Linked DNA regions of Homo sapiens: regions 1, 2, 4, 5, 6 and 7 are each linked to region 3. The links are chromatin loops, found by intact Hi-C in ENCODE. Cell type or tissue: chondrocyte. All regions are shown on one strand. Region 1 holds the start of TAT-AS1 (TAT antisense RNA 1). Region 2 overlaps ZNF19 (zinc finger protein 19). Region 3 holds the start of PHLPP2 (PH domain and leucine rich repeat protein phosphatase 2). Region 4 holds the start of CMTR2 (cap methyltransferase 2). Region 5 holds the start of ZNF821 (zinc finger protein 821). Region 6 overlaps PKD1L3 (polycystin 1 like 3, transient receptor potential channel interacting). Region 7 overlaps DHX38 (DEAH-box helicase 38).

The links. A loop is a pair of places that touch in the nucleus more often than their neighbours do. Peaks named below come from ENCODE experiments on the same cell type or tissue, not always from the same donor. Only the 100,000 strongest peaks of a DNase experiment are listed, where the experiment ranks them.
Region 1: a loop joins it to region 3, with 2.3 times the contacts of the local background. A loop is called at or near these places in 7 of 110 quality-filtered maps.
Region 2: it touches region 3 in a loop (7-fold over the local background); 5 of 110 quality-filtered maps call a loop at or near these places.
Region 4: it touches region 3 in a loop (14-fold over the local background); 2 of 110 quality-filtered maps call a loop at or near these places.
Region 5: it touches region 3 in a loop (5-fold over the local background); 26 of 110 quality-filtered maps call a loop at or near these places.
Region 6: a loop joins it to region 3, with 6 times the contacts of the local background. A loop is called at or near these places in 4 of 110 quality-filtered maps.
Region 7: it touches region 3 in a loop (3-fold over the local background); 12 of 110 quality-filtered maps call a loop at or near these places.

What each region holds. Positions count from the first base shown.
Region 1 is chr16:71,563,280-71,567,279 of GRCh38, reverse strand. TAT (tyrosine aminotransferase) reads left to right here. Exons shown (of 12, transcript NM_000353.3): 12 at 1-1,620. It overlaps TAT-AS1 (TAT antisense RNA 1), which reads right to left and starts at 2,264. Exons shown (of 3, transcript NR_103852.1): 1 at 2,158-2,264; 2 at 1,079-1,229. LOC124903710 (a long non-coding RNA gene) reads left to right here and starts at 2,340. Exons shown (of 2, transcript XR_007065106.1): 1 at 2,340-2,387; 2 at 2,456-3,627. It also overlaps the pseudogene RNU6-1061P. RefSeq lists an enhancer at 1,313-1,844. In chondrocyte, CTCF peaks have their summits at 1,851 and 2,058; DNase peaks (open chromatin) are centred at 1,799 and 2,309.
Region 2 is chr16:71,482,183-71,486,182 of GRCh38, reverse strand. It overlaps ZNF19 (zinc finger protein 19), which reads left to right. Exons shown (of 6, transcript NM_006961.4): 2 at 1,435-1,594. Among named protein-coding and RNA genes, the nearest start is that of ZNF19, 5.1 kb to the left of the region's middle. RefSeq lists a silencer at 1,559-1,838 and an enhancer at 1,406-2,315. In chondrocyte, a CTCF peak has its summit at 1,755 (motif pointing left); a DNase peak (open chromatin) is centred at 1,740.
Region 3 is chr16:71,721,621-71,725,620 of GRCh38, reverse strand. PHLPP2 (PH domain and leucine rich repeat protein phosphatase 2) reads left to right here and starts at 920. Exons shown (of 19, transcript NM_015020.3): 1 at 920-1,292. RefSeq lists a silencer at 1,347-2,316 and an enhancer at 2,082-2,583. In chondrocyte, a CTCF peak has its summit at 2,252; DNase peaks (open chromatin) are centred at 1,673 and 2,350.
Region 4 is chr16:71,288,030-71,292,029 of GRCh38, reverse strand. CMTR2 (cap methyltransferase 2) reads left to right here and starts at 2,628. Exons shown (of 3, transcript NM_018348.6): 1 at 2,628-2,894; 2 at 3,093-3,152. It overlaps LOC102723786 (a long non-coding RNA gene), which reads right to left and starts at 3,230. Exons shown (of 4, transcript XR_933707.3): 1 at 3,075-3,230. RefSeq lists silencers at 2,356-2,425, 2,506-2,875. In chondrocyte, a CTCF peak has its summit at 2,435; DNase peaks (open chromatin) are centred at 1,681 and 2,629.
Region 5 is chr16:71,881,807-71,885,806 of GRCh38, reverse strand. It overlaps ZNF821 (zinc finger protein 821), which reads left to right and starts at 1,625. Exons shown (of 8, transcript NM_001201552.2): 1 at 1,625-1,899; 2 at 2,534-2,596. RefSeq lists enhancers at 259-759, 2,600-2,799 and silencers at 1,340-2,099, 2,120-2,239. In chondrocyte, CTCF peaks have their summits at 1,758, 1,959 (motif pointing left), 3,007 and 3,209; DNase peaks (open chromatin) are centred at 1,616 and 1,933.
Region 6 is chr16:71,959,866-71,963,865 of GRCh38, reverse strand. PKD1L3 (polycystin 1 like 3, transient receptor potential channel interacting) reads left to right here. Exons shown (of 30, transcript NM_181536.2): 16 at 515-661. Among named protein-coding and RNA genes, the nearest start is that of PKD1L3, 39 kb to the left of the region's middle. In chondrocyte, CTCF peaks have their summits at 2,033 and 2,240 (motif pointing right); no DNase peak of the experiment used is centred here.
Region 7 is chr16:72,097,172-72,101,171 of GRCh38, reverse strand. DHX38 (DEAH-box helicase 38) reads right to left here. Exons shown (of 27, transcript NM_014003.4): 4 at 3,391-3,495; 5 at 2,380-2,527; 6 at 2,127-2,245; 7 at 1,892-1,968; 8 at 1,285-1,440; 9 at 575-736; 10 at 1-86. Among named protein-coding and RNA genes, the nearest start is that of DHX38, 5.3 kb to the right of the region's middle. RefSeq lists an enhancer at 1,670-2,170. In chondrocyte, CTCF peaks have their summits at 1,489 and 1,695 (motif pointing right); no DNase peak of the experiment used is centred here.

The sequences.
Region 1 (4,000 bases), 160 kb after region 3:
GAGCCACCATGCCCGGCTAATTTTTGTATTTTTAGTAGAGACAGGGTTTCACCATGTTAGCCAGGCTGGTCTCAAACTCCTGACCTCAGGCAATCTGCCCGCCTGGGTCTCCTAAAGTACTGGGATTACAGGCGTGAGCCACCTCGCCCAGCGGCATCAGGCTTTCTTAAAGTGAGAGCACGCCTGTACTAGAGCAAGCAGGAATCAGAGACCTTCCAGAAATACTACTGTGTAAGGGCCAGAAATATCTTCACTTGTCATTGTTATATAATCATTATTACTTTTGCTGTAATGTTAATATTGATTTATTAATATATATTATCTTTTCATACATTTTCTAAGAAACATTTATATTGATAAGATCTTTTATTTTGCCAAGGGCATAAATTATTGTTTTTCTTTTTTTTTTTTTAATAAATTTCACCAAGTATGGCTCTTCTGTGATGTGTTTTTTTCTCCGTTTGGGAATTTCTAATCCCAGGCACTCCTCAGTCTCATTGTTTCATTACCTATGAGGTTTCATTTACTTCTTTGTAAATGTACTGACTTTTGGAGTTACTTAAGAACCACAGTTCCTAAAACATTTTATTTGGGAGCTCAACTTCTGGCTTCCTACTTACCAAGAGGCAGTAAGTTATAACCTCTGGCCTTTGTCTTTACATTTTCAACTTTCTGGATCCCTAACCTCTGGTCCCAAGTTACTACGCTTGCCTATATCCACTAACCACTCACTAGGTCACAAAGTTGATGGCTCTGGCTTGACCCAGTGAATGAGAAGTGTCCTAGATGTTTTTTTTTTTTTTTTTTTTTCGCAAATCTTCATAGGCACAGTTGCCTGTTTAATTTTTTCTTCAGCCCTTCCCTTAGAGGAGGGAGCCTTAAGTTACCTTTCAAGGTTGGGGGTTAGGAATCTATCATAACTAGTCTAGAGATTTCTCACCAAGGGAAATTTTCCTTATCTAAAAGAGGAACTTCAGGTCTCAACCCTGCCAGTCACACCCAATTAATGTCCTTCACAAAAATAAACAGCATATGTTCCCTTTCAATTTGAGTTCAGTGAGCTCACAGCAAAATTTACCTTTTAATTTTCTTCAGCAAATCCAAGACGAATATACAAAGGATGAGATTAGATAAAGATTTCAGTTTCCCGTATGCCACCGCTGCCGCCAATTTTCCAAAAAAGCCTGGCTCCTCTTTTCCTGTTCCTCCATCCAAGCCCCCAAAGATCTCTAACCAGAAATAAACAGGAAGACTCAGTGATTTACAAAAGACATTTTAGTTTTACACGTACAGAAAATTCTACCCAGCATTACAGAATTCTTAGACTTCTTAAATTCCTGATTTTCCTTGGTATTTACATTTTGATAAGGGAGCCAATGGTTCTTCAAACATTTGAAAAGAACACATACACACTGGACAATTTCAAACGATACAAACAAACGCAACTGTCCTTCTTTCTCATTCCTGTCCTTCAGCCACCCAGTTTCTTCTCCCCTGAGGGAATCAGTTATCATTTGCTGGTCATACTTCCAGATTATACTGTGCCTATGTAAGTGTGTGTGTGTGTGTGTGTGTGTGCACTTTTCATTTTTTCAAATAAAGTATTACTCAACTTTGTAATTCTGCGCGCTCTGGAGGTCAAAGGAGGGATGGCATTGCTGGGGTGTCCCCCACATCCTGAGTGTCTCTAGATAAAAAGGAGCTACCGGGCGGCGGCTGCTTTCCACACAAGCTTAAAATTGCCAAGAGTCAACTGCCAGTTGCTTTGGGTGGTGGCGTCAGAGTGTCTTCAGATAACACGAAGAATGCGTGTAAAGATCGGAGACGGCCGGGCGCGGTGGCTCACGCCTGTAATCCCGGCACTTTGGGAGGCCGAGGCGGGCGGATCACGAGGTCAGAAGTTTGAGACCATCTTGACCAACTTGGTGAAACCTCGGCTCTACTAAAAATACAAAAATTAGCCAAGCGTGGTGACGCGCGCCTGTAATCCTAGCTACTTAGAAGGCTGAGGCAGGAGAATCGCTTGAACACCGGAGGCAGAGCTTGCAGTGAGCCGAGATGGCGCCACTGCACTCCAGCCTGGGTGACAGAGCGAGACTCCATCTCAAAAAAAAAAAAAAAAGGACCGGAAACAAGGGCTCTCAGCTGCGAATTCACCTTTTCTTTGTGTCCGAGCCCCGCCTACCGGGTAACTGGAGAGTATCAGGACTGGGTGCTACCAAGCGCCTCACAGCAGCCCCCAGCCGACACCAACATCCCAACCCTGGGCGACCCGCGGCTGCGCAGGCGCGGATGCATGTTTAGGGGGCTGCGCTAGTCAGTGCGCATGCGCCGTCGCTAGGCAACAGGACACAGCTCCGGGCGCCGGCGTAGAATCTGAGCTGCAGGTGAGGGTTAGTTCCTTTATTCGGCCTCTGCGTTCTCTTAGGATGTTACATTTTGTTTCCTTTTTCAGCCTGTCTACCCTGGTCACACCCTGCTTCGAGTTTCTCTTCCTCCTTTGCCCCCGGTTTGGGCTCTGACTGGTGGAATTGTTCCAGGAAGTTGACAAAACATCCTAGGCTTTTGTAATCACCTGTTAACCTTTCCCAGCTCTGGATCAGAAGCAGCAACTTCCATGAGTTGTGACGCAGAGCAGACAATTCTATTAGCTGGTGTTAGTTTCCAATGGTATAGCCCCTTGGAACTTTTCTCCAAAGAATCGTGGCCCTCACCGTCCGCAGTGCCTGACATTAGGATCTCTACTCAGCCAGAAAAATAAATCCACCCCCGTGCCTTTGTCAAAGACAAAGCAGGACAGTAAAGCGGTTGAGACAGGTTTTAACCAGTAATATACTAATGGAATAAGGAGGAGTCCAGCACGAACTGAACTCAACTTTGATTTGTACAAATGTTACTCAGACTTTAAAGGAAAAATGGGGAAATAGGGAAGGGGAGAGGAATGAGGGGGCGCTCAGAAGAGTGAGGGAAGTGAAAGATTACAAAAAGTGCGAAGTAGGGGTTAGTCCATGTGAAACCCATCTGGGTTTGTTAAAGGGTGTTTCTGGAAGTTAGGCTTTTATCCTCCTACAGATGCTGGGAGATAGGAGCCATATCTTAAGGTGTTGGCTGGAACAGTAAATTCCTTTGGCAGCCTGAGTTTTTTTAGGCAGGCCCTTTAAAGCGGGGCTGGAGTCATCCTAGAGATGCTACCTTGAACTGTTAGAGACTGTGTTAGAGTTTTGTTCAAGTCTGTTGAGGCCTAGTCCACAAATGGCTCAGAGGAACCTGGCTAGAGTTTGGTCAAGGAGAGAATTTTTGTTACTCCGCATATTCTGCACATTATTCTGTGTGAGGTGTTGTATTTTACGTACCCTGAAGTTTGAATTATTGCATATATGTTGGAAAAGAACTGAATTCTCAGTACATATTATTTATATCCTTATTTATTTTAAACAATTTAGGTTTATTTACAAACAAGTTTCATATAATGTTATAGAACCTGCAAATACAGATGCTCTCTATAGGCCAAATTGTTTCACAGCACCTTCCAAAGAGGCAGTCAGTCATTTGCTAAGGTTAAGGTTGAAGCTGTATAGGAGGTGATGCCCAATTCCTCAAAGAAAACAATAAACAGAAGAACTAGCACATGTGTGTCTTAATTTTTGTGTGTTTCAAATGTAGAAAAGAATTATTGGTCTTTAACTCATTTGATAGCCTAAATTTAATGTATTTTTACGTTATACCATATTTAAAAAGTAAAGCTGTGGGAGTGTTCCCTTTGGCAGTGCATATTCTAAAATTGGAACAATACAGAGAAGATTAGCATGGTACTAGCAAACCAAATTCAACAGTATGTTACAAGGATTATACACCATGATCAAGTGGGATTTATTACTGAGATGCAACATATAAAAATCAATCAATATAATATGCCACATTAACAGAATGAAGGACAAAAACCACATGATCATCTCAACTGATGTAGAAAAGTTAGTTGACAAGATTTGACACCTTTTCA
Region 2 (4,000 bases), 240 kb after region 3:
TCGGTAGAGACAGGGTTTTGTCATGTTGCCCAGGCTGGTTTGAACTCCCAGGCTCAAGTGATCTGCCCACCTGGGCCTCCCACAGTGCTGGGATTACAGATGTGAGCCACTGTGCCTAGCCCCAAGATAATCTTAAAGTTGGCTGACTAGCAATCTTAATTCCACCTGCAACCTCAATTTCCCTTTGTCATGTAACTTAATGTACTCACAGGTTCTAGAGATTAGGACATATACATCTTTGAGGGGAACAAAACACCATTCTGCTTACCAGAGGGAAAATGGAGAGTGACTGCTGATGGTTATGAGGTTCCTTTGGGGAGATGAAAATGTCCTGAAACTGATTGTGGTGATGTTTGCGCAAGTCTCTGAACACACTAAAACCTATTTAATTTTATACTCTGCATTGATGAATTGTATGGTGTGTGAATTAAATGTTAATAAGGCAGGTGTGTGTGTGTGTGTTCAGTATTTTTGAAACTAAATTCTTTCACCTTCTTGCCTGAAACCAGCTCCTCTTCTTCAATTCCTGATCTCAGCTAATGGCACCTTCATCTATCAGGTCATCCAAAATTCATGGCTATTATAGATTGCTCTGGCTGCCTTGTATTCAGTCATTAAAAAAAAAAATGTCCACCGTTTTCACTTCCTAAATAGTTACTTAATATATCCCTCCTTAGACCTGGTCTTTCTTTCTTTTTGTTTTTTTTTGTTTTTTTGGTTTTTTTTTTTTTTGAGATGGAGTTTTGCTTTTGTCGCCCAGGCTGGAGTGCAATGGCACAATCTCGGCTCACTGCAACCTCCACCTCTCGGGTTCAAGCAATTCTCCTGCCTCAGCCTCCCGAGTAGCTGGGATTACAGGTGCCCGCCATTACGCCTGGCTAATTTTTGTATTTTTAGTAGAGACGAGGTTTCACCACGTTGACCAGGCTGGTCTCGAACTCCTGACCTCAGGTGATCTGCCCGCCTTGGCCTCCGAAAGTGCTGGGATTACAGGCGTGAGCCACCGCGCCTGGCCTGCTGACCTGGTCTTTCTTAACGTGTCTGGGTCTTTACCTCTAAGGAGGACAGCTTTTTTGTGCAAAGACCCTTTGGCAGTCTGGTGACACCTTCAAAACCAATGAACATACAATTAAACAGTTTTTTAGAATTTGTGATACAGAAATATAAGTGCAGCTTTACCAACGTGATGAAATGTAATGACAAGACTTGAGGTGGGCCCGATAACAACAAGGACAATTTCAAATTAGTGACGAGAATAGCCATATTCTGAGATCTGCATCAACTGTAATGTGATATGAAAATATCTGTGATTTCTATCGGTGACAGTCACAGATACGGCTGATACTACAGTAGTTTGTTGCCAACATAGAAGAAAATGCTAAATTTCGGTTAGAGATTAGCGAAAACAATGATATACTTTCTTTCCTATTCAAGGTCTCTGAGGATCCCCGGGTGGAAACTCCTCCCGGGAGTAAAACCACACAACCACTGAGAAGACCGCTCCGGCATCCTAGAGAGTACGCGTGTGAGCCTGGGTGCAAGGCCAAAGTAGTGACGCACTTCCGTTCACGCACCGCTTTCTGTTTTTCCTGAGGTGAGTGTTGGGGTTTGTCGCCTAGGAGTCCTTGCTAGGCTCAGGCACTGCACCTCTAGAGAAGGCTGTCGGCTTCGTCCCTGCTGCCTCAGTGGAGGGAGACAGGGCGGCCCCTCCGGGACCGGGGAGCGGAGGCTGCTCGCGGGCCGGTCCCGGTCTCCCTCTGGTGCCTTCGCTCCCCCACGCCTGCATCGGCGCCTTGGGAAATGGAGGCTGTGGATATGGGCGGCTGGATGGAAGGGACGCCTCTGTTCTCGACGCCGCCCAAACCCCATCTGCTCATTGGGCCACAGCTGCTTACTGAGCAGCTATGTGCCAGTTCCTGCTCTAGATTCCGGGGATGCAGCGGTGAATGAGGCGGGGCGTGGGCCCCGCCCCCAGGAAGCTTTCCGCCCAATGGGAAAGTCATGTATTAATCAAATCTGGTTATTTCACTCCACCTGCCCGTGACTTAGTGCACGTAGATCGAAGACCAAGTTCTTGACGTGCACAAAGTGTGGCTTTGTCCCTTGTGACTTCTTCAGCATCATCTAACAGCACACTCTCCTTTGACTGCTACTACAGTGTTCTTGATCCTTCACTACTAGAACATGGCTTTTGCGTATGCTGTTACTTTTGTAAAGATTTCCTTCATACCTTAGTTAATTTATTTTCTTAAGCTTCCCATCCACGTTAGTTTCCCCTGGCAGTGATTTAAATTGTGGACTTAAAAGTTATTTGAGAGAATCTTGATTAATGTGTCTTTCCTTTAGACTAAGCTCTGCGAGGGACAGGATCATGCCCCTTCTCTCTCTACTTCATCTGTTGTGTGTCACACGTGGCCTTGCATGAAATATGTATGAGATAAATATTTGTTGAATGAAGAAAGCACAAATCAATATATAATTTCAAACTGGATTAAGTGGTATATAGGAAAAGGAGTACGGTGCGAGTGGAGTGTTTAACAGAGACACCTGACCTGGTCTGTAGAGCGATCATGATCTGAAGGTGAAGGGTGGATAGATTACTGGAGAGAATGGCGGCTAGATTACTGGAGAGAATGGCAGGCAGAGAATCTCAGTTGTAATGGTTCTGAGATTGGAGAAGAGTAGTTCATACAGAAGAAACAGCAGGTATGAAGGTCCTGAGTTAGCACAGAGGAAACTGAAAGAAGGCCATTGTAGCTAAACTAAGAGAAAAGAGGGTGGCGGCACAAGATGAGGCTCGCAGAAAACAGCATCATGCATTAAGTCCCTGTAGGGAAGATGCTGGCTTTTTATAGAATATTGCTGTTTAACTAGAATACAAAGTGTCTGTAAGAGATGATATAGTTAAAACAATAACCCAGATGTTTTAGTGTGTTGAGTTGGCCCTTCAGGGTCCTTTGGTAATCAGTTTCTGGTTTTCATGGCCCTTGAGTGGGGCAATGAACAAAAAAGATGCCTGCTCCAGGTCCAAGTAAAGGAAGACTTGCTCTGAGATTTTTTTCCTGAGTTTTCTTGGCCATTCTTGTCTATTATTTTATGTTAACCTTAAAATCATTTTGCCAGTTCTAAAAGCATTCCTGTTAGGATTACTATTGGAAAGAATTTAGTGTAGTTATTAAAAGCAGGAGGCGGTGCCTCACGCCTGTAATCCCATCACTTTGGGAGGCCGAGGTGGGTGGATCGCTAGAGGCCAGTAGTTTGAGGACTAGTCTGGGCAATATGATGAAACCCTGTCTCTACTAAAATTACAAAAATGAGCCAGGTGTGGTGGCACATGCCTGTAATCCCAGTTACTTGAGAGGCTGAGGCAGGAGAATTGCTTGAACCTGGGAGGCCGTGGTTACAGTCAGCTGAGATCACGCCATTGCACTCCAGCCCAGGTGACAGTGAGATTCTTGTCTCAACAAACAAACAAACAGACAAAAACATGACCTTTGAAGCCTGGCAGATCTAGTGTGGGATCCGAGTTCATCCATTCACCAGCTGAGTGATCTTGGTAGAAGAAATTATTCTCTTAGCCTTGTCTTCTCATTTGGGAAAAATTAAAGGTTCAAAAGATTGTTGTGAGGACTAAATAAGAGAATATGTATTTTTCATCCAAAAGCATGATACTTGCTATTTTTAACCTTTTATATTCTCAGTCAAATTTATTTTTAAAAATAAAGGTCTGAGATTCTTCTTGTTAGGTTTCGCTCTGAGTTTATTGGTGTCTTTTGCTTGTTTTGCTCTTCATTTAGCTTGGTGTTGGTGAGGACAGGCTCTGGTGTCCTAGGACAAGTTACTTATTCTTTCAAAATCTGTTTCCTCAGAATTACAAACCTCATGGTATGATGTGGATTAAAAAGTACATATTTATGCACCACTAACCCAGTGAGCATTTAGTAAGTGAATGCTGCTTGCTATTGGCAAATTTATTGCTCTAAAGAGAGCATTTTACTGG
Region 3 (4,000 bases):
GATGACCTAAGAGTTTTCTCCCACCTTAAACCAGACTCACAGTGACAAATCGTTTTTAATGCATTAAAATGAGGCCAAGAAATGAAGATTACTGGAGATTGGAATTTTGGTATATACAAAGCTAACTTGTGAAGGGAGAAAGTAGGTCAGAAAGGGGTCGGAACCTGCAAGAGCCAAATTTGGTCCTGGCATTTAAAATATCTCCAAATGGATACATATCTCAGATGGGGGACACAGACTGCTCTGTTAAATCTAAAAGTCTTGTACTAAGCCTGCAATTATTCTAGACATACAGTTAGTCTGAATGAGGCAAACTGAAGCAATGGATAATAGGGACAAAGGGTCCTGCTTTGTCACCCAGGCTGGAGTGCAGTGGCACGATCTCGTCTCACTGCAACCTCCGCCTCCCGGGTTCAAGCGATTCTCCTGCCTCCACCTCCCAAGTGGCTGGGATTACAGGCGTGCGCCACCCTGCCCAGCTCATTTTTTTGTATTTTTGGTATAGACAGGGTTTCGCTATGTTGGTCAGGCTGGTCTCGGACTCCTGGCCTCAAGTAATCTGCCTGCCTTGGCTTCCCAAAGTACTGGAATTACAGTTCTATGAAAGTGAAGAAATTACTGTTTTTTGCTGTCTAATTCCTTACAAGTTGCTTGAAGATTCAACACCCTATGTATGAGGGGAAGCCCTAAAAATCTGGAAGTCTAGAAGCCTTCCTAGGAAAATTTAGGAGGAATCGACAGAGTACTTTTCGAGAAACCGATTGGATCTTCAATTTAGAATTTTGGAATTATAATGGCTACTATGGATCCCCACTATACGTTAGGCACTTTGTATGCACTAAATCTTCATCATAACTACTTGGCAGATTTTAATCTCTTTCTCACAGCTTAAGAACGAAAGGCTTAGATCAAGTAACTTGCACAGGGGTATAGATCTAAAGAAGGGCAGAGGGGAGATCTGGAAACAGGCTGGCTGACTCCAAATTTGGCCCATTGGCAACAAAACTACTATCACTGCGAGAACGAAAAGAAAAACAAAACAAAGAAAAGAAAAGAAGTTAACTTTTAAAAGTTTTTTTCTGAATCAGCCTTGCAAATAAATCATAAACCGGGTCACAGGCCATATTACTGCTTGAAGCAGAGCACCGAATTCTGATAATTTTGCTCCAGGAGGAGGCAAGGGAATTAAAACATGGCTGGGAGGTGAGCGGACGTTTTGTACGAGGTTGGGTTGAATTTGCTTAAGAAGGTCGCACGCATCTCTGATAAGGAAGAGAAAAGGCCTTGCCAAGGTGAGTATTCTCAACAGTTCGTTCAACGGCTTGGCAGGTGAGGGAAGTTACAAGAGCCACCCTGGCGGAGGGCAGCGTCTTGTCACAATTGACAGGTGCCGGCGCCACCTGCTTCTTTCTCCCGCGGGTTTCTTAGAGGGCGGGGAAAGCAGCAAATACCCCTCCTTGCGCTCTAGTCCTCCAAGCCTAGGGCGGCGGGCAGTGGAGGCCCAGCGCTCTGCGGTGGTGCCAGGTTCCGCCACGCGGGCCGCGGCCGGAATGCGGCTCGGTGGCGCCCGGGCCACTCGGCGCCGGCAGCTGCTTAGGTCCAGCGGGGCTGCGGGAGGGGCGGAGCTGGCGAGCCGCCGGAGGGGCGGAGCCGGCGGGCCGCGGGGGGCGGGGCCACCGGTTGCTCGCGCGCGCCGCCGAGGCTCCGCACGCCGTCGCGCGGGCCGGGCGTCTCTGTGAATCCTGGGTCGCCGATGGGGGAGGTGGAGCCGGGGCCCGCGGGCCCGCTGGAGCCCCCGGAGCCGCCCGAAGCGCCCGCGAGCCGCCGGCCGGGAGGGATCCGGGTCCTGAAGGTGAGGAGGCGGATGGACCAGCGAGCGAGCGAGCGGGCGAGCGGGCAAGCGGACTAGGGAGGGAACGAGGGAGGCTAGAGGCCGCTGCCGCCCCCGCCCCGCGCAGTGGCTGAGGCAGTCGGCGGCCCCCGCCCGGCGTCAGTCAGTCGGCCGCCCCACACCCGGCTGGGGACGCCGAGGCCTCCGCGCCGCGCCCGCGTCCAGGCCTCGGCGCCTCGGTACCCCGCTGCTGCCCATCCCTGGCCGCGCGCCGCCCGCCTCGCAGGCCCACGCCTTTGGGCTGCGGGTAGCCGCCGCCCACCCGGACCCTTCGCCGCCCCTGCTTGCCTCGCCGCGCTCGGGGCCCGGAGGCCGGCTCCGGAGGGCTCGGAGGGCCGCCGGTTCCTGGCACAGGAGCGGGGCTGGAAGTACGCAGGGCTTTCTCCCCTCCCGGACACCTGAAGACATCACCCCAGCGGGAGGATGGCAGCGGCGATTGGCCGGCGCCGCGGAGGGTTCGGGGCCAGGCCGGGTGGAGCCGGCTCCTCTGCCCTCGGGGCTCGCTACCCGAGGTGCCAGCCGGCAAGGACGACCCGCCCAGCTTGGAGAGAGAATCCCCGCTGGAGCTGCGTCGCGGGGACTTGCTGGGCGTGTTGCGGAAGGGAGGAGGGGCCGGGCCGAAAGGGGCATTCCTGCTCCCGGGAGCGGGGCCGACTGCCGAGGGAGACGGAATGGGGGAGCCGTTATGCAACAGGCAGCTAGCGGGGCTTCTTGGCAGGAATTGGGGGAGTGGGAGGATATGAAAACAGATGTAGGCAAGAGGGGAGTGGAACCTTGAAGGTGATGAGAAGTAAGTTTACGAAGGAATGCACAAGGTAGGGTGGCGATAGTGGGGAGGAGAAGATGGTTAAAGGGAGGGGTTGTGGGAGGCTGACTGGGTGGAGTTTTTTACTAGCATTTGAAAGAGTTGCAGAGAAATTTTTCTGTAGGTCAAATACGTAAACTAGGTGTCCTTCCGCAGGTGGAATGGAATTCCTTCTAGAGTTCTACATGAGGAATTCAGGATATGAAACTTGCCCAGTAGAAGGATGGAAAGGAAAGAAAATTTAAATTTGATGTGTTTCAAAAATACATTGCAAAACAAAACGTATGATGTTAAAAATCCTTTAGTAGTTTATTGGGATTGAGGTTCAGCAGTATTTACATGTTATGAAGGTTAGTACGATGTTACAAAGATGGGAACACGGAAAAACAATAATAGAACCCAGTGAATCCATGGAACAACGTAAACTAGAACTCTGTAAAATATAAAACATTTTTTGTGCTACTGCCTCTCAGTTTTTTTTCTTTTTATTTATTTTTTGAGACAGGGTCTCACTCTGTCACCCAAGCCTGAGTGCAGTGACTCGATCTCTGCAACCTCTGCCTCCAGGGTTCAAGCGATTCTCCTGCCTCAGCCTCTTGAGTAGCTAGGATCACGGGCACCCGCCACCACACCCCACTGATTTTTTTGTATTTTTAGTAGAGACAGGGTTGCGCTATGTTTCCCAGGCTGGTCTTGAACTCCTGATCTCCAGTGATCCGCCCGCCTTGGCCTCCCGAAGTGTTGGAATTACAAGGATGAGCCACCACGCCCGGCCTCATACAGTTTTGTTAAGTAGCTGAGTGGTTGAATTGTGCCAAGTGATGCTGGAAAAGAAGTATTACAGTAGAATACTCTGAATTGGGAAGAGTCATCTCCCACTCATTTTTCTCTGAAGACCCTTCCAAAACTTCATTCTTTTTTGTAACTCTTTTATACCTAATACCAAATCATGAACATTATTGTCAGATAATACAGATATTCTTCAAAAGGCTAATATAACTAAGCCAGTCTAACTTAGCCAGACTAGATCCAGTTCCATCTATCCTGGGATACTGGAAAATTTCCTTCAAAATGTGCCCCCAGATTTATTTAGCGAATTGCTGGACCATAGGTTTGTAAATTTTCCAGGTGTTTCCTACAATTTGGGGTTTATGGTTTTTTTTTAGTAATGATTAACTTTTTTACTCAGCTTATAGAAGATAGGAAGTTACAGCTAATGTCGGTGTGTGTCATGAGATTCATTTTTTTTTTTTCAAGAACAGTTTTGGGTGTTTAGCAAAGTATGTATAAACAATTAATGCCAA
Region 4 (4,000 bases), 430 kb after region 3:
GCCTGTTTTTTCACTCATTATTTTCCTGAGCTAGGCTGGCACTCCCCTTCCCCACGTAACTTCACCCTTAAAAGAACAGAAATTAAAGTTTCTTTTTCCCTAGTCTTTTCCTATATTTTTCCTACTAACTTCATTCTTTAGACTCCTACAACACTTAACTTGTACCACACAATATAGCACTTACTTGTATAAATGCTATTCACTTTGCAATAAATCCCTGTACTTTATTATTATTTTGAGACAGGGTCTCACTCTGTTGTACTGGCTAGAGTGCAGTGGTGTGATCTCAGCTCACTGCATCCTCAACCTCCTGGGCTCAGGTGATCCACCTCAGCCTCCCTTGTAGCTGAGATTACAGGTGCACACCACCATGCCAGGTTAATTTTTTGTTTTTCAGTAGAGACGGGGTTTCACTATGTTGCCTAGGCTGGTCTCAAACTCCTGGACTCAAGCAGTCTGCCCGCCTTGGCCTCCCAGAATGCTGGGATTACAGGCATAAGCCACCACACCCAGCCCGTGCTTTCTTTTTTTTTTTTTTTTTTTTTTTTTGTGAGACGGAGTCTCGCTCTGTCACCCAGGCTGGAGTGCAGTGGTGCAATCTCGGTTCACTGCAAGTTCCACCTCCTGGGTTCATGCCATCCTCCTGCCTCAGCCTCCCTAGAGCTGGGACTACAGGCTCTAAATATTTTTAGTTTTAATATAGTTCAATTTATACATTTTTCCTTTATGATTAGTATTTTGTGTCCTGTTATAAACTTTTTGACTACTTCAAGGTTGCAAAGATGTTCTCTTATGTTTTCTTATTAACTTTTAAAATACAGACTGACAATCCAAATGAAATGTATTTTTGTTTATGATGTAAGGAGGGTCCAAATACAATTTTTTTTGCATGGAGAGACACAAATGACCTACCACTATTTTGTGAAAATATAATCTTTTCTCCATTGGTCCATGTTCTGGAAGACTTGTAAAAAATGAATTTTACATTTATGTCTATATATCTATTTACATAAATGGTTAAAAACTCTACACATAATTCTAATATTCTTCTATTTTCATGCAATACTGTTGACACATACAGCCTATTAATGGCTGCATATAATGCATATATGTGCATTATATAGATGTACTGTAATAATTTAATTAATTCTCTTAAAGTAGACATTTAGAGTATTTCCATTTGGCTATGTTATTGAGATGCTGAAATGAACATTTTGTCCAAAGTGAGTGCCAGCTGTTTAATTATCTCCTAAGGATAAACTGCGAGGAGGAGGAATTGCTGGGTTAAAATGCATGTCCTCTTTTTTTCCCGAGACGGAGTCTCGCACTGTCGCCCGGGCTGGTGTGCAGTGGTGAGATCTCGGCTCGCTCCAACCTCCGCCTCCCGGGTTCAAGCGATTCTCCTGCCTCAGCCTCCCAAGTAGCTAGGATTACAGGCGCCCGCCACCACGCCTGGCTAATTTTTTGCATTATTAGTAGAGACGGGGTTTCACTATGTTGGTCAGGCTGGTCTCGGACTCTTGACCTCGTGATCCGCTCGCCTCGGCCTCTCAAAATGCTGGGATTACAGGCGTGAGCCACTGCGCCCAGCCAAAGTGCATGTCTCTTTTCAACGTTTGCCTTCTGGGCTAGGCGGCTTGGCTCATGCCTGTAATCCCAGCACTTTGGGTGGCCGAGACCAACGGATCGCTTGAGTCCAGGAGTTCCAGACCAGCCTAAGATAGGGAGATGCCATCTCTCTAGGAGGATCGCGTGAGCCCGGGGAAGTTGAGGCTGCAGTGAGCCGAGATCGAGCCACTGCACACCAGCCTGGGTGAGGGTAAGACCTTGTTTCAGTAAACAAACAAATAAATAAGTTTGCCTTCCGTAAGGTTTCTAATAACGTTTTTCTTCCATCCACAGATGTAAACCTGTTTCCCCATAGTCACACCAACAGTGGTCATTACCAAGGTTTTACATCTTTGCTAAACCGAGTAAAAAGAAAACTTGCTGTTTTCATTTCCATTCTTGTCTAATAATAGTTTAAACAGTTTTGTATATCCTTAGTGGCTATTTGTTTGACTTTTTTGTTTTTTGGGAGGCCTGTTCTAATATTTGCTCATTTTCCTTCTGGGGTTGTTGGCCTTTTTCTTATTGGCTTATTAAGCAACATAATTAATATATATTATGTCATGTATATATAAACAATCTTATCTTGCAGTTCCCTAGTTTGGCTTTTAACCTATCGTCTTTTGAGCTGCAGTTTCAACCCAGTCTGTACAGGAAGTAACAACTGTCCAGAAGAGTCTGAAAGCCCTTGGGGCCAGCAGCCAGTGAGCGGAACCAGCACGTCCTGACAGACAGGTTTGCCCCGTCCCTTCCCTCCCTCCCCCTCCCCCTCCCCTTCGCCTCCCTGTCCCTCTCCCTTTCACCCCTCTTCGGGACGGAGCCAAAGAATGCTCCGCCTGCGCGCGCCGCTTCCGTTGCCATAGTGGCCGGGGGCGGGAGGCTGGCGCCTCCCAGCTTCTGTACTCCGCGAAGCAAAACCTAGGGAGCTGAGGCCTAGGCGAGGCGAGAGTCGCCGGCGTGCGTAACGTTGGCGCACGTGACTCCGGCCCGGCCTACAGGGCGCGTGCGCAGTGGGACTTGAGTGCCTCCTGGTCCCTGTCTGCCGGCATTCGCGGCTGCGGGGCCCGGAGGTGGGACTGGCTTCCCGGTGCCGCGAGGGCGGGTCCGGACAGCCTTCCCCCCAGTCCGGCGCACCATCTCCCTGCCTTGTGGCTGGAGGCGCCGCGGACCCAAAGGGAGGGACCATCCCGGGAAGCAGCCCCGAGAGCGGAAGTGCAGAATGGCTTCCTCGAGAGAGTAAAGTGCAGCCTCTCCAGACACTGGGGCCCCAGTGGGCGTGGGCGAAGGTAATCCAGGCCTGGGTACGATTCCGGGCCCTCCTTCGACTTCCCAGCGGGTGAGCCAGGGGCTGGGACTGAGTTTCCTCCAGGTCAGGGACCGGGCCTCTGGAGTGGGGTTTGGGACTTACTTCACTAGATGAAATGAGATATGGGGTGCCCGGCCCAAAGTCAGCCCTGGATACTCACTGGCCGTTGTTTTCACAGTTGCTGGTAGGAGGAGTTGGCGGAAGCACTTGGAACTCCTTTATAAGTGTCAGCTGTGAGGTAAAAACTGTTGATGAGATCTTGTGGGTTTTGTTTTGGGTTCACTAATTTGGGCGGGGGCTACATAACTGCCTACTTGAGTTTGCAATATGAGAATGGTAATAGCGACCCACTTAGCAGAATTATGATGTCACAAAGCTCAAAGGACTGTTTAATGAAAGGCTCAGAGGATCATATACTGGAAAATTTTTCCACACACGCTGTAAGCCACATGCTTTTTTTTTTTTTTTTAAGTCATGCATTTAAGTGCTGGAGTGAAGTTGAGGTGCACTATTAATGACTCATATTCAGAACCTGAAGAGAGAGATCCCTTTTGTGCTAAGTATGATATCCACTCATTTATTCAGTAATACTGAGTGCTTACTGTGTACCAGGCAATGTCCAACTTCTTGGAATGGTCTATGTGTAAACAAAACAAAGATCTCTGTCCTGTGGAGCTTACATTCTAGTTTGGGGAAGACAAATAATAAACAGTAAACAAAAAGAAGGAAGTTATAGGTTGGAAGTACATGAGTACCATAGGAAAAAAATACAGCGAGGTAAGAGGCATGGGGAATGCAAGATGCAATCTTAGGTAGGCTTCACTGAGAAAATGACATTTGAGCAAATATTGGAAGGAGGTGAAGGAGTTAGCTGTGCTGACAGCTGGGGAAAGAGCATTCCAGGCAGAGGGACCACCAATGCAGAAAGACTTTTGTCTTGGAATGTGCTTGGTGTCTTCAGTGAACAGCAGAAAGGCCTGTTTGGCTGGAGTAGTGAGTAAGGGAGTAGTAATAAAAATTAGGTGGCAACACAGCAAAAGTATAGTCAGAACGGTGGAGTGTCTGAATCACTTAAGTTGTCCTCAT
Region 5 (4,000 bases), 160 kb before region 3:
TTGACTGAAGTTAAACAACAATAATTGCTATCTAAGTATCCTAATCACAATAAATAAATGAGTGAATGATGAATGAGCTATTTATCACAGAATTGTGAAGGACCAAGATCCCTCAATGTAATCATTCTATTACATTGAACACAAGATGCAGACAATGAGATCATCTCATAAAAGATTTAGGGGAAAGACAATTTGCAAGAATGTTCTATGCAAATACCAGGACTTGTCACTTTATCAGCAAATGACAGCATCCTCGTTAGCCCTGCCTTTGTGCAGCCAGTAATCACGAAAAACATTTGCATGATGCTTTTAGCCATTTGTTTTACTTAACTGGCACAACAACCCTCGGAGAGTAAAGGCCAGGAATTATTGCATCATTATCCATTTGACATCTTAGGAAGCAGAGGCTCAGAACAGGGAAGTGACTTGCCCAAAGTCAACAGGCTGGTGGGTGGCAGAGCTGGGGCTCAAAGCCAGATCTTCTAATACCAGATCTCATCTTCTTTCCTCTGCATTCCCTGCTTCTCCAGGTAAGCGATGCCAGGGCAGGCTCAGGCATTCTAGAAGAGAGGAAGAAAAGAAGGCAACAGGAACTAGGAGAGAGAAGGACGTGGACAGGAGGAGGTGTTTGACTAGAAGTGCGTCCAACCAGGCCGGGCACAGTGGCTTACGCCTGTAATCCCAGCACTTTGAGAGGCCGAGGCGGGAGGATCACCTGAGGTCAGGAGTTCGGGACCAGCCTGGCCAACATGGTGAAACCCCGTCTACTAAAAATACAAAAATTAGCTGGGCGTGGTGGTGCACGCCTGTAGTCCCAGCTACTCGGGAGGCTGAAGCACGAGAATCGCTTGAACCTGGGAGGCGCAGGTTGCAGTGAGCGAAGATCGCGCCATTGCATTGCAGCCTGGGTGACAGAGCGAGACTCTGTCTCAAAAAAAAAAAAAAAAAAAAGGTCCAACGGCTCTCCATTGCCCCCAAACATCCCTCAAGTGACAACAGTGCCACAAGTTCCCCTGCCCCTGGGTCTGCAGCCAATGTTATTTTATCAGTTGAGAATCATGTCAGAAAATTAAATACTCAAAAGAAATCTCAAGATTTCCCAGCTCTGAGGTTCTGACAGCTGAACTTGGCCCCTCCCACCAAGGCCCGTGGTCACATTCAAAGCCTCGGGAGCCGAAGCCACCGCGAAGCGTGGGGGAATGAGGCGAAGAGGGTTTGTGACGGTGGTGGGGATCCGGGCTAAGGAGAGGGGGTGCCTGCGGCGGAGCTGTGGTTGGGGGTTGTGGGTTTTGTGGCTGAACTCGATGGTGGGGTAAGAAACCAGGATCGGGGCTGGGTAGGGTGGCGTTTACACGTCCAGGAAGGTCTGGGGGAGCTGAGCGGCTGAGACAGCCAGAGAAAGACCCGGGAATGGGCGAGGCGGGGGGTTCCGGAGCCCTGGAACGCGGGCGAGCCCCTCTCGGGCGCCCGGGATTGGGCGCTCCCCGGAGCCCCTCCTCTCCAGAGCCCCTCTCCTCAGGCCCCGCCCACAACGCCAGGCGCGCGCCGGGCCGCGGGGAAGGGGACCTGGCCGGCGCGGGGGAGGGGGAGAGGGAGGCTCGTGCACGCGCCTCACTAGCTGCGGGTGCGCGAGCCGCGCGCTCCCGCCGCCCGCGTCGCCATCTTTTTCCCCCTCCGTCTGTCTGTCTGCTGTTGGCTTTGTCCGTCTGCAGCGCCGCCCCTCGGCTCCCCGCCACCGGCTCGGCTCGGCCCGGAGCCCCTTCCGCTCGCCGGGGCCCAGTCCCGGAGCGCCCCGGCCCGGCTGGCTTGGGCTGCGGTCCCGGGTCCATTGTCCGGCGGTCCGTCTGTCCGGAGGCGGGGCCCAGGGACCCAGAGCGCAGCGCAGCGCCGAGGCGCCGGGTAAAAAGACCCCCTGCCCTCCCTCCGGGTCCGGGCTGGGGATGCGGGCTCCTCGCCCCCTCGCGGCCGCCGGCTGTTGGTCCTTTTGTCTGCACTGGGGAGAGGGCCGGGGGCCAGCTCCGGCCTAGGGGGGCAGCCCGGGCTCACCCTCCCCGCTTCCAACCCCAATTCCTCCCCGGCCGCTCCTCCTGCTGCCCCTTGGCGCTCTCGGGCGCGGGGCGCGGGGTGCGGGGCCGGGGGGCTTTTGCGCGGGCCGCGGGCACCCCGCCTCCTCGGGCCCCGGCGGGGACGGCCCCGGCGTCTGACAGCCTTGGGTGGAGCTGGGGGAGGGGAGGATGGGCGTGGGCGTGCAGACCGGGGGGTATCAGTCCCCGCGTCTGGGTCTCGCAGAAAAGCTTCTAAATTTAGATTTCGGAGATTGTGTTGTCTAAGGGTTTGTCTGAGCCGCCTCGGAAGACCTCCGGCTCTTGTCAGGCTCTTGTCTGGTAATTCCTGGGAATTTACCTGGGCTCATGCTTGAAGAAGCAGAGGGACCATCTCGGCTGATTAGACACGCCCCAGACCCAACCCCAGGGGTCAGGTGAACAGCCAGGCGGCTAAGTGACCAGCTTTCTTGTCCTCTCCTTTTTGGCAGATACAGATCACTTGGATTCAGTCGAGTTTGCTTTGCTCCGTGGGAACTGCACCAGAGCTGGAGGTGGGAACGCACTCTCTTTTCATCAAGCTGAGATTTCACTCGTTTTTTTTCTTGCCAAAGTCTGTGGTGTGCCCTAGACGCTGCAACCTAATACCTGTGGGAGAGCAGAGACAGTGTTCAGGGGAGACGTTGCACCTTCCCGAGGACTCTTAACCTTGCTCTGAAGACAGACAGAACTGCTTTCCTTTTAAAATGGAATCCCTTTAGACCTGAATCTCACCGTTTACCTGTCTTCCCAGCCCATGTTCAGGCAGCTATCTATTTACATTTTTGGTTTGGTTTGGTTTCAGGTTTTGGCTTGGAAATTGAGGCAGTGTTAAAAGTAAAACAAAATGAGTGACCTTTAGGGCTGTATGTCTCTGGGTTTTATTAGCTTTAACTGCCTATAAAACAAGTCATCTGGCCTCTGAGATCTTGCTTTGTGGTCAAGAGTGTCCTTTCAGCGCCATTTATTTATTTACTTATTGATTTTCAACAGCCCATGACCCCACAGGCCTGTTTTTGTGGGTGTTTTTGTTATTATTTTCGTTTCGTTGTGTGGGAGGGGACTGTAATTGCTTATTTTTCTCTTGATCACTCAGGTGTGAAGTCCCATTGGGTACCATCTGGTCAGTTCCCCATTTGGCCACTAGGAGGATTATAAGATGCAGCGGGCATTGCTGATTTAAATACGCAGACACTCATCTCTGTCTTTTGACTTGGAGCTTTAATATTGAAATGTTGTCTGGTTCAAATTATTTGGCCTTCCTTCAGAAGGGACTTTATTACCTTTATCTTACAGTTTCAGTTTCTGATCTTGAAGGGAGAAAATATAAAAATTAGTCAAGATTCTGTTTTTTCTTCTATAATAGAGTATATATATATTTAGCCTCAATAGATTATCACATTAGAGGAGTATATTTTATTTTTTTAAATTTTTATTTATCTTTTTTTTTTTTTTTTGAGACGGAGTCTCGTTCTGTCGCCCAGGCTGGAGTGCAGTGGTGCGTTCTTGGCTCACTGCAACCTCCGCCTCCCGGGTTCAAGCAATTCCCTGCCTCAACCTCCTGAGTAGCTGAGATTACAGACATGCATCACCACGCCCAGCTAGTTTTTGTATTTTTAGTACAGACGGGGTTTCACCATGTTGGCCAGGCTGTTCTCAAACTCCCGACCTCAGGTGATCCACCCGCCTCAGCCTCCCAAAGTGCTGGGATTACAGGCGAGAGCCACCGCCCATGGCAGTTTTTTATCTTTTTTTGAGATGGAGTCTCACTCTGTTGCCCAAGCTGCAGTGTAGTGCCTCCATCCCAGCTCACTGCAACCTCCCCTCCCCAGGTTCAAGCGATTCTCATGCCTCAGCTTCCCGAGTAGCTGGAATTTACAGGTGTGCACCACCATGCCCAGCTAATTTTTGTATTTTTA
Region 6 (4,000 bases), 240 kb before region 3:
TGCAGTCTGGTGTCTGGTACATGAACTCCCTTAGAAGTTGGGAAGGGAAAGATAAGATCTACTCTCTTTTCTTTTTGTTTTTTTTGACAGAGTCTCATTCTGTCACCCAAGCTAGAATGCAGTGGTGCAATTTCAACTCACTGCAGCCTTGACCTCCCGGGCTCAAACAATCCTTCCACCTCAGCCTTTCAAGTAGCTCAGGACTACAGGTGCACACCACCACGCCCAGCTAATTTTTATATATTTTGTAGAGTTGGGATTTTGCGACGTTGCCCAAGCTGTGCTCAAATGCCTGAGCTCAAGCAATCCACCTGCCTCAGCCTCACGCAGTGCTGGGATTGTAGGTGTGCATCACCATGTCTGGCCTCAACTTTCTTTCCTTTCCTTAGTTCTTGCCTTGCAATGAAACAGTTCATTTACTTGGACAGTTTACTAATGGTCTGAGATTACGTCTTACTACAGACAACTGATTCAAGCCCATCTCCCTAATGTGGTTATCTTCATTTTACTATAGGTATGTCAGCCAGGTAATTGTCTGTGACATGGCAGTTAAGAGGAAGTGGCATTTCCTGTGCAATTGCTGGCTGGCTGTGGACCTCGGAGACTGTGAGCTTGACCGGGTCTTCATCCCAGTTTCAAAGAGAGAGCTCTTTTCCTTTAGGTACTGTTGGAAAATTACTATTAACAGTGAATATTGATGTTCACTATTAATTGAATTGTTCACGATTGAATTGTTTTTAATGCAAATTAACATTTTATTAATGTATTATTTCAAACATACATAAGCATTACTGTTGTGGTTGTAACTGGTGTAACCATTACCTTAAAAATCAGAAGGAAGACAAAAAGAGATTCGAAGTATAAAAATTATAAATATTGCCCTTATTTTCTGAAACTGTTTACCTAGAGAATCATTTATAAATTTACTAAGATATCTAGGAATAAAAGAATCACTCAGATCAATGGAATATAAAAAGGATACCACTACTTCGATGATACAAATATTTATGAGAACAAAATATAAAAATAAAGGAAAGTATTAGAGGGCTGTAGCCTTCAACTGACTTTCAAAGACACTAGTAAACTGGCCAGGCACCGTGACTCATGTTTGCAATCCCTGCACTTTGGGAGGCTGAGGCAGGCAGATCACTTGAGGTCAGGAGTTCAAGACCAGCCTAGCCAACATAGCAAGACCTACTAAAAATACAAAAATTAGCCAGGCGTGGTGGTGCACACCTGTGATCCCAGCTACTCGGGAGGCTAAGGTAGGAGAACTGCTTGAACCTGGGAGGCAGAGGTTGCAGTGAGCCAAGATTGCCACTGCACTCCAGCCTGGGCAACGGAGCGAAACTCCATCTCAAAAAATGCAAAGATGTTAGTAAACCAAAATAATTAAAGCAATGTACTGGTGAATTCACAGACCAGGAGAACGGTATAATATACGTATCAACTTCTGTATCTTTCTAGGTATCCATGTATCTTTCTATGTCTCCTGAATGCTAAAGATGAGAATATTCCTAGGAGAATATACCTCTGCTATCTGACCTCCTTCTTACCTTCAGCTTTCTGGTTCAATATTACGGCTCTCGGCTTTTTCCTCATGGGAACAAGATGATTGCAAGAGGCCCACACACCATGTCCTAGCCGGGCATGGTGGCTCACACCTGTAATCCCAGCACTTTGGGAGGCCGAGGTGGACAAATCACTTGAGGCCAGGAGTTTGAGACCAGCCTGGCCAACATAGCAAAACCCCATCTCTACCAAAGTACAAAAATTAGCCAGACTTGGTAGCATGAGACTGTAGTCCCAGCTACTTGGAAGGCTGAATCAGAAGAGTGGCTTGAACCCAGGAAGCGGAAGTTGCAGTGAGCCGAGATACAGCCACTGTGCTCCAGCCTCAGTGGCTCTATCAACCAAACACCACGTCCTTACATTAAAATGCCTAAAGGCAAAAAAACATGGAACTGTTTCTTCTGGTACTTGACTCCCAGAACAAACAAGAAATGTGTATTTCTTTGTTAAGATCTGCTCCAATTACAATTGCGGCATATAAGAAATTACTCCCAAAACTGAGTGGATTAAAACAACCATGTTACTTTTCTCCTGGTTTTGTGGGTCAGAAATTCAGTGAGGCCATGGCTGGGGAGTTTTCCCTTGGGATCTTTCATCCTGGCTGGGTCTGTTACTCATCTGTAAGCTCCTCTGTGTTAGATTTCCAAAAATGATTCGCTCACAAGGTCAGCAGGGGGCGCTGGCTGTCAACTGAGAGCTCATCTGTGGCTGTCAACAAAGCACCTATGTATGGCTTCTGCGTGGCAACCTCAAGAGAGTGGCATTTTTCACAGGGGTGGCTGTCTCCCTCCAGAATGGGCAGTTCAACAGAACTAAGTAGGGGCTTTAGCCTTTTATGTCCTAACTTTGAAAATCAGATTCAAGGAGAAGGGCCAAGGTACGGTGTCTCACTCCTGTAATCCCAACATTTTGGGAGGCTGAGGTGGGCAGATCACCTGAAGTCAGGAGTTCGAGACCAGCCTGGCCAACATGGTAAAACCCCTTCTCTACCAAAAATACAAAAGTTAGCCATGCGCAGTGGTGCACGCCTGTAGTCCCAGCTACTGGGGAGGCTGAGGCAGGGAAGTTGAACCCGGGAGGTCAAGGCTGCAGTGAGCTGAGATCACGCCACTGCACTCCAGCCTGTGCGAAGGAGTGAAGACTCCATCTCAAAACAAAACAGAGAAAACAAATAAGTCTTGAAACTAAAAATCATGGACTCTCAGCAAGAAGTGGGAAAAAAAAAATGAGATCCTGTCTCTAAAAAACAAACCAAAAATATATGTTTTAAATTGTGTGTTGCTTGTGTATAGGAATAAACTGGTAGAAATTTTCTCTCCTTCACCAAAACTTAAGGGGTAGCGAATACTATTTCCCCTCCCTAGACCTGATACAGTTCTAGGTTTGTTTTGTTTTGATTTTTGAGATAGGGTCTCACTGTGTTTGCCAAGCTGGTCCCAAACACCTAGGCTCAAGCAGTCCTCCCACCTCAGCTTCCCGAGTAGCTAGGATTACAGGCATATACCATTGCATCCAAAGTTCTAGTATTTTTAAAACATATATAGACATATTTATTCAAACATACTCATTTTTGTTGCAGAAATGTGATTTTTTATCTGTTTAATCTCTGTGTTTCCAATAGAGGAAAGACTGTGAGTTTAATTCTCCTTCAGTTATGTAAGTTTTTACCGTATAGACATATTTTATATGTCTATTGGATGTTTATTAGGAGCATTTAAGTGTATGTTATTTCTTCTGGATACTTTTTTTTTTATTATATAGGTCTCCCTTTGATCCTGTTGACACTTTGTATCTTAAATTCCATTTTATATTAACTAAAGAAAGTTGACATACTGATATTATTTCTATTGTTTGTTCTTATCTTTTTACTTTCAGCCCTTTTTATGGTTTTGCTTAGAGTTATGTCTTGCAAGCAACATATAACTGGATGTTTAAAAAACCAGATCTAATAATCTCTTTTAATACATGAGTTTAATATGTTTACATTAACCATGATTACCAATCCATTTGGACTTAATTTACCATATTATTTTGCATTATTTGTTATAATCCATTCTCTTTCCTTTATCTACTTTCCACATTGTCAAATTGACAGGTTTTGTAGTTTTTTTTGGTTTTTTTTTTTTAAGGTTCTCTGCCTCTTGGTTTGTTGGTTGGTTGGTTGTTTCTTTCAGATGGGGTCTTGCTCTGTCACCCCAGCTGGAGTGCTGTGACATGGATCACAGCTCACTGTAGCCTCAACCTCGCCAGCCTCAGGTGATCCTCCCACCTCAGCTTCCTGAGTAGCTGGGACTACAGGTGTGTGCCACCATGCCTGGCTAATTTTAAAACTATTTTTGTAGAAACAGGGTCTCACCATGTTGCCCAAGCTAGTTCTTGAACTCCTGGGTTCAAGTGATCTGCATGTCTTGGTCTCCCAAAGTGCTAG
Region 7 (4,000 bases), 380 kb before region 3:
CTGTGCTTCCGCACTGTCTGGCTGCCTTTCCGAGCAATGATGGCCAGGTCAGAAGTAGCATCCTTCACTGGAATCACCGGCTCCGGCTGCAGCAGTGGGGAGAAAGAGCGATGCCCGTTAAAATCAGCAAGAAGGCCATGTTCATAAGATCCCTACTTGTGAAAGGGACTGCTACCCTCTCATGGTACAGGGCTATTTTCTCCCTTCTCTTCTTTCTGTCTCCACATCAGGCCTTTTTTGTGTGTGAGACAGAGTCTTGCTCTGTCGCCCAGACTGGAGTGCAGTGGTGTGATCTCTGCTCACTGCAGGTTCTGCCTCCCAGGTTCAAGCAACTCTCCTGCCTCAGCCTCCCGAGTAGCTGAAACTACAGGTGCCTGCCACCACACCCGGCTAATTTTTGTACTTTTGAGACAGGGTTTCACTATATTGCCCAGGCAGGCCTTGAACTCCTGGTATCCAATGATCCACCCTCCTCAGCCTCCCAAAGTGCCGGGATGACAGGCATGAGCCACTGCACCTGGCCCACATCAGGTCTCTCTGAGCTGTCTTGTCCCTGGCCACAGAGGAGCCTCACCTGCTTGGTGAAGACAATGCGCCCATCCAGAAAGGGAGGCACCAGATTGTGCACCATCAGATGCACCTTGGCCGCGTTGTCCTCTTCAAAGTCCTCATCCACCTCCAGCCGATGGACCACCCCACTGGTGAGCATGCGGTTTGTCTCCCAGCGCTCGTTATCCTGTGAGGACACAATGGGAGCCACACTCAAATTGCCACCCCAAAGGTCGTCCTGAAAGGTTATGAGGTAAGTCCACACATCAAGTCCTGACAGAAGGCCACTGGTAGCTGCAAAGATGTCACAGGCCTCTACCCACAGCTCCAAAGACAGAAGAGGTGCTGATCCCAAATCACCTGCAGGAGTTTGTTCCAAGCAGCAGCACCTTTCATCTAAATCAGAACCTCTAGAGGGACACACAAATGGTAAGTGTCCCTAGCCCACATCAGAGACACAAAGAACACAGACCACAGAGGCAGGTCCCAATGCACCTGTTCCCATCAACAGTACTTCCCCTCAAGGAAGTACTGCAAAAGAGAGAAGTACGAGCCGGGGCTTTCCTTAAGCTACTAAAAGGCTCATCACCCACTCCTCTTCCACCTCCAGAGGATCTGGGCTTCTCGGCAATCAGGGGACAAGCTGTGCTGCCCTCACTTGGGGATAACCTGCTGCTTCCCCACGTGCTCTACCTCCAGCTCTGAATCTGCTCCAACTTCTGCAGGCAGCCTCACCTCATTGATCTGTCTCCGCTGAGCTGAAATGCGCTTCTGCTTCTGTTTATGCAGGTGCTGCTCCCGCCTCCTCACGTAGTCCTCGGAGGAGTAGGCCAGCGGGTTGTGGAACTCGTCATAGCCCTCGTCCATCATGTACCAATCCCGATCGGCTTGCTGCAGGGCAGGAGGCAAAGCAAGGGAGTGAGGGACAGATCAAGTTTATGCACGAGACATGGCCAACAGAAGAAGGGACGCTTGGTAGGAAGTCACTACTGCAGTGGAGCTACCCTTGTGAGGGGTGCAGGAGAGGCCTCCCTGCAGACACATGCCATCTGGAGGAGAACCACAGTGGGCAACTACACAGGACTGGAGGGCAGCCCATCACGATAGCACTTCTTAGATTTACCACATGGTGGCACCAACACATAACAGAACAGTTAGGTCAGCCTACTGCAGTGAGTGACAGGGTTCACCGTGCCGTCTATGCCTCTGCAAAGAGACTCCAGGGCATTGGGTCTGAACAGGGCTCAGGTGTACCCTCATCAAAGCCCAGTCCTGCTAGAGGGTCACCCATCTACAGACGGCCACCAGCCCCGATCAGCCCCTCAGAGGTATAAAACTTTACCCTCTGGTCATCTTCCCACTGCTGCCGCTCCTCCTCCGTGTCAAATGAAATTCCTTCTTCGCCCTCCTCACGTCTTCCTGGAGGAGCACAGGAAGCAGGTCAGTCCATGCCCTGGCCTGTCCCCAGCGGCCCCAGACAGATCTGCAGGGCCATGCAGCTCCAGAAGGGCAGCCCCTGCTCATCCTCGCTAGGGCAAGCAAGCCTGCTCTTCTGCCTGCTGCCCCACAGGCCTCACCTCGGCCCCTGGACAGACGCGGGGTGGACCCCAAGTGTCTTCTGTCATCGGCCCACTCGTTATATTTGTAGGAGGGAGTTGGCAGAGGCGTGTCATCCGAGTACTTGCCCCTCACAGACCTGGGAACAGCAGCACCAGCATCACAAAACTGTCACTGAGCTAAGCCACGTCCTCCTGGCCACCATCTGCTCTCCCTGCCGAGGCTCCTTACCGCCCACCCAGCGAAACTGGGCTGCTCTGCCCAGAACATCACCTGTCTCGATCTCGAGTGGACAGCCGATGGCTCCGCTCAGAATCCCGATAGGAAGGCGTCGGGGAGGGCGATTCCCACTGTGAGCGCCTTGAGGAGCCATAGCCACTGTCCTCTTCCTCCCAGGTAGACCTTGAAGGGGTGGCTGCATCTGGGCCACAAAAGACACATCCACAGGAAACATCTCACTTAACCATGACATGGTCTAGAACCAGTTGCCAAAAGTCAATTCCCCAAATTTACTCCTTTTACTATTTCTAAACCTTGCATGTATCTATAACGGTTAAGATCGGTTTTGACAGTTTTTAAAGATATCTCAATTTTTAATGGTCCAGGATGTATTTTTCCTTTTTTTCTTTTTTTGAGACAAAGTCTTGCTCTGTCGCCCAGGCTGGAGTACAGTGGTGTGATCTTGGCTCACTGCAACCTCTGCCTCCCGGGTACAAGTGATTCTCCTGCCTCAGCCTACCGAATAGCTGGGATTATAGGTACCCACCACCACCCCAGGCTAATTTTTGTATTTTTAGTAGGGATGGGGTTTCACCATGTTGGCCAGGCTGGTCTCGAACTCCTGACCTCAAGTAATCTGCCTGCCTCAGCCTCCCAAAGTACTGGGATTACAGGTATGAGCCACTGCACCTAGCCAATGGTCCAGTTTGCATTCTGTGTTTATGACAACATTTTAAGGGATATTTACTTTATCTCTACAAACACACCCTTCTTGGATATAAGTAGTTCTTTTTAATAAACACTTCTTCTACCTCCAGCTCCCTATTCTTTCCTACCATTTGGAAAACTGGCCATTCAGCAAACCAGCCTCTCACCTTACAGGAACCATATCCACCCCAAGTGCAGAGCTGTGCCCACCTGACTCAGAACCAACTATCCCAAGATGTTCATGGTAGAATCGGGAATTCTGACTCAATGCCTCAGCAATCTCACTGAAGACGAGAGTCACTCACTCTGCCTTTTATACACTTGAATCCTCACAAGCCACCAAAACAGTGAGTCTACCTTTAGGTCGATGTCGTGGGCTCTCGGGTTCATTTCTTCTGCTGCTACGCTCTGACCCTCCATCTCGCTCTGATCTGCTGCTGTGCCTACTTCTATCCCGCTCATCTATGAAGAGTCACACGAAGCTTAAAAACATGCATCCCATCCTAAGGTATACACATCTTCACCCTAGAGAAAGGACAGGCTGCCCACTCACTCACAGGTGCAACCTGCACTGCTCGAATGTGATCCGTGGACTCCTGAAACTCACCTATCCCCATTCTCCCAAGGGGGAAAAATAGTTACTGCCTAGAAAATTTCAAACCCACAGTAACAGTTATTTTCCAGCAAGAATTCAAAAAATACTAGTGCGAGTTTACAGTGAATCATTTTTTTTAATAGTTACAATTCTATCAGCTATAAAACTTAATACTGAGCAAGGACAGCATTGGATTTTTTTGTCTAGCTTTGTTCCATAGCACTGTCCTTTCTCTATCACCAATACTATTAGAAATGCTGGTCTCTTATACATATTTACCCATTATCTCCTTTATCATCAATTTTCATAATAAAACGAAGACCACACACTCAAGGAGAGCAGCTATGTTACAGGCAACAGCTCTTTTCTTAA